Linked DNA regions of Homo sapiens: region 1 is linked to region 2. Evidence: chromatin contacts called from ENCODE Hi-C data. All regions are on one chromosome and are shown on one strand. The core of a region is the stretch at or near the end of the contact, and the rest is flanking DNA. Distances in the headings are between cores, read along the strand shown.

The links. A loop is a pair of places that touch in the nucleus more often than their neighbours do. Pooled maps may share reads with other maps.
Region 1: a pooled map shows a loop between it and region 2 (5-fold over the local background). The contact joins the promoter of MKS1 here to the promoter of RAD51C in region 2. A Hi-C loop is called at or near these places in 7 of 50 pooled maps.

What each region holds. Positions count from the first base shown.
Region 1 is chr17:58,217,473-58,221,000 of GRCh38, reverse strand. It overlaps MKS1 (MKS transition zone complex subunit 1), which reads left to right and starts at 1,746. Exons shown (of 18, transcript NM_017777.4): 1 at 1,746-1,850; 2 at 2,272-2,381. The coding sequence starts at 1,771. LOC105371841 (a long non-coding RNA gene) reads right to left here and starts at 1,687. Exons shown (of 2, transcript XR_934884.4): 1 at 942-1,687. RefSeq lists an enhancer at 1,639-1,918.
Region 2 is chr17:58,690,288-58,693,908 of GRCh38, reverse strand. It overlaps RAD51C (RAD51 paralog C), which reads right to left and starts at 1,307. Exons shown (of 9, transcript NM_058216.3): 1 at 1,121-1,307. The coding sequence starts at 1,265. TEX14 (testis expressed 14, intercellular bridge forming factor) reads left to right here and starts at 1,864. Exons shown (of 32, transcript NM_031272.5): 1 at 1,864-1,970. IGBP1C (IGBP1 family member C) reads left to right here and starts at 1,864. Exons shown (of 2, transcript NM_001395966.1): 1 at 1,864-1,970. RefSeq lists enhancers at 950-1,119, 1,450-1,549.

The sequences.
Region 1 (3,528 bases), core at 497-2,996, 470 kb after region 2:
ATGGTTGCTTACACAAATAGCTTATATTTCCATAACGTGGTATAGAAACTATTTTGCATATAATTATGTCAGATTAACTTTGTTATAAGTTAGATTTGGTTATAAAATTAAACTAGAATCAGGCTCCACTTTATCAGCTGTTGTGCATGTGGCACAGATTGCCTACTCACAATTTTAAAAGGAAACATTGGAGAGACAATTTCTTAGGAGCTAGAAAGGTGCCTTTTGTTTTATGTTAAAATTATTTCCGGCCGGGCGCGGTGGCTCACGCCTGTAATCCCAGCACTTTGGGAGGCCGAGGCGGGCGGATCACGAGGTCAGGAGATCGAGACCATCCCGGCTAAAACGGTGAAACCCCGTCTCTACTAAAAATACAAAAAATTAGCCGGGCGTAGTGGCGGGCGCCTGTAGTCCCGGCTACTTGGGAGGCTGAGGCAGGAGAATGGCGTGAACCCGGGAGGCGGAGCTTGCAGTGAGCCGAGATCCCGCCACTGCACTCCAGCCTGGGCGACAGAGCGAGACTCCGTCTCAAAAAAAAAAAAAAAAAAATTATTATTTCCCAGGTTGGAAATGTGTGCGTTTATGGAATAAATTGGTAGGTGAGAGGCTGTGAGGCAAACTGGAAGGTGGTTAGGCTTCAAAAGACAGAAGAACTTGGGCTAGAATCCCAGTACTTTTACCACTTGCAAGCTAGCAAGTCCTTTAAACCCTGGCCTTCACGAACTTCATTTTTAAAGTGAATAAAAGTACCTTTTTGAGAGGCTTCTACAAGGATTTGGGACAATGCAAACAAAAGTGCTCAAGCTGCACTAGATCCTAAATAAATGGTGCTATTTATGGTGAGTCGGTGTTACACAACTAGTGGCTATGGCACCCAGAGCTTCCAATGCCAAATCATCAAACTGGCATGAGATTCCCGAGTTCAGGGGACAATTGCTTACTTTGTTGGAGGAGGACTAGATGTGAACAAGGCTGATAAATGTTGACATTCCCAAAGTGCCGGGACGCCAGACGTGAGGTTACAGCATGTCCTTCCTTTGCTAGTACAACGAAGCATGACTTGTGAATGTCACTTTTTTGGCTTTTCAGGAAGCCAGTGCAGTAACAAAGTGGCTTAATGATCCAAAACTAACATACACAAGGTAAGAATCAGTTCAATAATAACATCGTTTCCTTCCTTACTGTTGACTTCCTTGTTTTTTCTTTCTTTGCTCAGTGAATATCAACACAAAGACTAATAAATCTTCTGACACTTTTTTTGTCTTCCAAGAATATATTTTCTTGTCTGGCTAAGGGCCATCACCTTCCCTGACTCCTTTGGGAATAATGGGTGCATTTCTTACAGTCACATCACCCGATTTTCAGGCCAAAGTTTTCACGCGTTGGGTGGAAGGCAGTGTGGCATGGTGGAAAAGGTAGAGGGCGAAGACTCAGGCCACCTGGTCCCCGTCATCATTTCTGCATCTATCTGTCTATATGAAGTGGGCTGATGGCTGTGCCAGTTTCCTCATTTGCACAGCGCACGAGGTCCCGCTTTCGGTGAGCTTTTATCGCATACATGGTAAGCGGTGATCGGTAGGACCCCGGAGCCCTCTTGGGCGTTCGGCTTGGGCTGCACTTGCACTGTGTGGCCAACTGCGACCGTGGCGCCGTGACGGGAACGGCGGGTTGCGCGCGCAGCACCTCCGTCGCCTCCCGATCCAGCGTCTCCGTTGCCAGGAAAACAGAGCGGCGCGCTTTCCGGCGCAGTCGCGGCGCGTCGCAGCTGTCATGGCGGAGACCGTCTGGAGCACTGACACCGGGGAGGCAGTGTATCGCTCCCGGGACCCCGTGCGCAACTTGCGCCTCCGGTAGTCGCACCGCCCCAGCCCCGAGGCCCCATGCTTTTGTGTCCTTAGATCATTCCAACCTGAGCTCGGTGTTCTGAGGTCCCCACTTTCTGCTTACAATCCCGACCACTTCTCCGGGCTCCCCACTTCTTTCACTATCCGTACCCCCATCCACTCACAGCCTCTAAGAACCCCTTACAGACCTACCCAAGTCCATTCACGTCTTTGTTGCTCCCAGTTTCTCAAAGCCCTGTGCCCCCAGTACACCCTCTCCCCTTCATTCTTCCCCATAGGACGGCGCACCCACCCACCTCCTCTCCGTTGTCTGCACCCAGCACACCTTGGCAACCCTACCTCCTCTGTTTTGTTTCCCCCATCCTTGCTTTGTGTTCATCTCCTGGTTGCGTGTCTGGTAACGAATATTTTGGGCTTTTCTTGACAGAGTCCACCTGCAAAGAATCACATCAAGCAACTTTCTTCATTATCAGCCTGCTGCCGAGCTCGGGAAGGACCTCATAGACTTGGCCACTTTTAGGCCTCAGCCAACTGCCAGTGGGTGTTACGGTGGTGATGTGCCATCTAATACTAATTATGATACTAATCAGAATTGTGGCCAAATGTAGTGAGATAACAAATACTATACTTCTGATATGTTATAGAGTTGCCCGGCAACCTACATTCTATTTGTGGCTTTTTTTTTTTTTTTTTTTTTTTTTTTTTTTTTGAGACGGAGTCTTGCTCTTTCCCCCAGGCTGAAGTGCAGTGTCGCTATCTCCGCTCACTGCAAGCTCCGCCTCCCGGGTTCACGCGATTCTCCTGCCTCAGCCTCCCGAGTAGCTGGGACTACAGGCGCCCGCCACCACGCCCGGCTAATTTTTTGTATTTTCAGTAGAGGCGGGGTTTCACCGTGTTAGCCAGGATTGTCTCGATCTCCTGACCTCGTGATCCGCCCGCCTTGGCCTCCCAAAGTGCTGGGATTACAGGCGTGAGCCACCGCGCCCGTCCTATTTGTGGCATTTTTAAAAGAGAAAACGTGCCCCAAACCCTAAATACACATATAAACACTTTTAAAAACAATTTTTAAACTGGAGACTGCTTGCAAAATCTGCATATGATGTGCATGTATAGATCAACTGTGTTCTTGTGGTTTTCCTTATCTGGGAAACCAAAAGAATGAGGAGGAGAGGACAGAGTGGTTGTTGTCAGGTCACTAGTCTGTTTGCTTTTATTGTTTCTCTTTCTGTTCAGAGCTGTTCCTGGGCAAGAGTGTGGGCTCACAGGTTGTGAAACGTGTCTCTGAAAAAGGCATACCCAAGAGTGTATTAGATTAGATTTGTTTTCTTTGTTTTTGTTTTCGTTTTGTTTTGAGACAGAATCTCATTCTTCTGCTCAGGCTGGAGTGCAGTGGTATGATCATAGCTCACTGTAAACCTTGGTCTCCCAGGCTCAAGCCATCCTCCTGCCTCAGCCTCCCAACTAGCTGGGACTACAGACTCACACTCAGTTTATTTTTTTTTAAAGTTTTAGTAGAGAAAAGGTCTTGCTATGTTGTCCAGGCTGGTTTCAAATTCCTGGGCCCAAGTGATCCTCCCACCTTAGCCTCCCAAAATGTTGGGATTACAGGCGTGAGTCACTGCATTCAGCCAGATTTGGTTCTGTTAAAAAATCATTTATTTGCCTTCACTGTCCTCTCCTTACA
Region 2 (3,621 bases), core at 58-2,557:
ACAATGGTGATGACAGCATTTAGGAAATGAAAATCCTATCAAGAGCCTGAATGCTGGAATTAGATTGCCTGGGTTTGTAAATCCTGGCACCACTTACTGCATGACTTTGGGCAAGTTACTTCACTTTTTCTTTTTTGCTCAGATTTTTTTCGTCTATAAAATGGGAATGAGACGATACATGTAAAAAGCTTGGTAGAATATCAAGACCATCTAAAGTAGTCAATAGTTGTTAGTGATCATTATTATTCAGGGTCTCACATTTCTTCTTTGAAAAGCCAACTTGTTGAAGAAAAAAGAGCCCATCAAATCTTGGGGGACACAGTCTGCGCGCGGTATGACTTAAACAGTTAAGGCTGGGTCCACGAGACTTATTCTTTAGAGGCGAATTGAAACCTCTGTATTTTCCATCAGTAAGGGCAGTAACTTAAAATTCTGTTCCATCTTCTTCAGTGAATAGCACAGGTCCAGACATGTCATAGAGAGATGTGCACAACAAGTGACCACCGCCAGCCTCATATTTGTATGTCTCAGGATGCAGTGGTTCCCATCTGCAATGCTCTGGAATATGAGGTTTTGGGTGTTTCAGTTAATTACGTAAGAGAATATTCTTTCTATGCTTCCTCAAGATTCCGGGGATTCTACTCTCTTTCTCATTCTTAGTGTCTCTAGTCCTACACAAAATCCTGCATTTCTGAAATTTAACCCTTACCCCTTGGATCTTGGAACAGCAAAAATTAGACAACCAATTCTGACTCCAGTATTTCCTAACCCAGTTAGCATGAAAAGTTACCTAAGCTCCCCAAGATATCAGTTCTCTCATCCATATACTGAATATAATAATCTACGTAAGCGGGTTGAGGGTTAAATGAGACAATCCTCAAAGCATTCAGCAGGCATTGCCAGAGGAAAAGCAATTAGTAAATGTTTTCACGACCACAGTTCTCCTAACCATTCAGACAACTTGTAAGTGGAGTCGAGGAGCTCTTTCACGCTGTAAACATGGACGTGGGAGGAAGCAGAATCTAACGGAGACTGGGCTGAAGGCCGAGGCGAGAGAACGAAGACTGAGGCGGCGCTGACGGCGGCCGGTGTGCCTCAGCTTGCCATCAGGAGTCGTTACCTTTGCTAAGCTCGGAGGGTTTCACCTCTAGGAGTTCCTCAGCAGTCTGGAACCCCGCAGACACCAGCTTCACCCGCACCGCTGGAGACAGCGGGAAACTCACCAAATCCCGCTGCATTTCAAAGCGGAACGTCTTCCCGCGCATCGCAGGCTCACCTGCTAACCCCGGAGCAGCCAAACTCCGCACGCCCTCGCTGGGGCGTGCGGCGTGACGTCAGACGTAAAGCGGAAGGGGCCGGCTCTGCGGCCTGGCCGCACGGGGCTCCGGGCCTTGCAGCTTTGCGCAGTCTTGTAAATTTTCACACTTATGCACCATTCCGTTTTGATTCCCCAAAATCCCATTTAGAGATTCCTCATCAAATGTACACCCTGACTGTAAAACGATGGACGGAGACCATAGGACGGAGAGCCAGGCCCAGTGGGTTCTCCACGCCACATTTCCTTGCCTCCACCGTGGCCTGTTAGGTGAAGCCTCAGAGTCATTAATAGGAATGATCTCGAGTGGGAGTAGTGAGCGTAACGGGCACACACTAGCCAGTTACCATTATTTTGGTGTGAAAAGCTCAGGGAACAATCATTAGAATTAATCTGCGTGCTCTTTGTAGAGTTGCAGTCTCTTGGCTCTTCCCGCTGACCGTCCCCCTTTTCTGACCCCCCCCCCCCGCAACGACCACATTGCTTTTCCCGCCCTCGCGAGGGATTGTGGGCCAGCCCCCAACGGCCGCTGGGAGGGATCAGTCCGCATTCCCCGCACCCACCCACGTCTTCCCGGGAGTCGTATCCCGAGCATGGAGGTTACTGAGACCGTTATTTCTTCATGGCCTGCCTAGCTTAAGCAGTAGCTGGAAAAGTAAGCAACTAATGTCCCCATTAGTGTGTCTGGGCTCCTGGGGTCCTGAGAAGGAGGGGCTGGGCTACACAAGAGCTCCTTTTGTGGTACAGACTTGGGAAGGGGTGTTCAAGCAGTGGTAGTGACCGCCTCTAAATTACAGAACTTCGGGGAGGAAGGCAAGCAGTTTAGAAGGTGGTTTATGAGTTCCTTCCTTGCCTAGGTGAGTGTAACTTATTTAGCAGGGGGTAACTTATTCCCTACCTATTGGCGATTTTTTTTTTTTTTTTTTTGAGACAGAGTCTCACTGTGTTGCCCATGATGGAGTGCAGTGGCACGATGTCGGCTCACTGCAACCTTCGCCTCCCGGGTTCAAGTGAGTCTCCTGCCTCAGCCTCTTGAGTACCTGGGATTACAGGCGCACGCCACCATGCCCGGCTAATTTTTGTATTATTATTAGAGAAGGGGTTTCACCATATTGGCCAGGCTGGTCTCGAACTCCTGACCTCGTGATCCGCCTGCCTCGGCCTCCCAAAATGCTGGGAGTACAGGCGTGAGCCACCGCGCCCGGCCCTGTTGGCAATGATTCTTAGTCTTGACTTTTCTTCCCAGCTTAGAAGAACTTTCTAAATATTGCAAATCAGAGCCCTCTACATACTTAGATCTAAAAAAGGAAACAACGTATGTTGAGCACTTTAGCAAATCCCACACATTTCAAATGGCCATAGCCATGCCAAAAGGAAGATAAGGACATGGAAGCTCAGCATATAGTTTAATATCAATTCTGATAAAAGAAAAAAAGCTGGCCGGGCGCAGTGGCTCGTGCCTGTAATCCCAGCACTTTGGGAGGTCGAGGCAGGTGGATCTCTTTGAGCTCATGAGTTTGAGACCAGCCTCGACAACATGGCGAAACACTGTCTGTACCAAAAGTACAAAAAATTAGCCGGGCATGGTGGCATGCACCGGTCGTCCCAGCTACTCAGAAGTCTGTGGTGGGAGGATCCCTTCAGCCTGGGAGTGAGCTATGATCACGCCACTGCACTCCAGCTTGGGTGATAGAGTGAAACCCTGTCTCAAACAAACAAAACACCTCAGCACAGTTTTCTTAAAGCCAAGATTCAAACCTAGCATCCTTTTTACTACCCCGAGCTATTAAGATTTTGAGTCCCTACTGGCGGGGAGAATACGAGAAGCATTTATACCCCATTTGGTAGGTCAAAGAAAGTCTTGTAGGACTGGCCAAAATGTGGTTGGCCACTCAACCCATTGCTTAACTTCTAATATGGTCTATATTTGAGCGCTCAGTGGATGCATAAATACTATCTTCAGGGAGATTTCATGCTTATGCTTATAAAGCACCCAGATTCTTGGGTGAAGAAAAAACATGGTATTACCACATTCAACAATAAGTCTTCAGTTAGTTTGGTCAAACTCAGTGGAATCAGTCGTGTTTAGAATTTCTTTCGTTGACAGTGGAAAGTTCAAAACTACTTTGGCCTGGCACAGTGGCTTAAGCCTGGAATCCAAGCACTTTGGGAGGCCAAAGAGGGCACATCGCTTGATCTCAGGAGTTTGAGACCAGCCTGGGCAACAGGGCAAAACCCCATCTCTACAAAAAATACAAAAATTAGCCAGCATGGTGGTACATGCCTCTAGTCCCAGCTACTTGGGA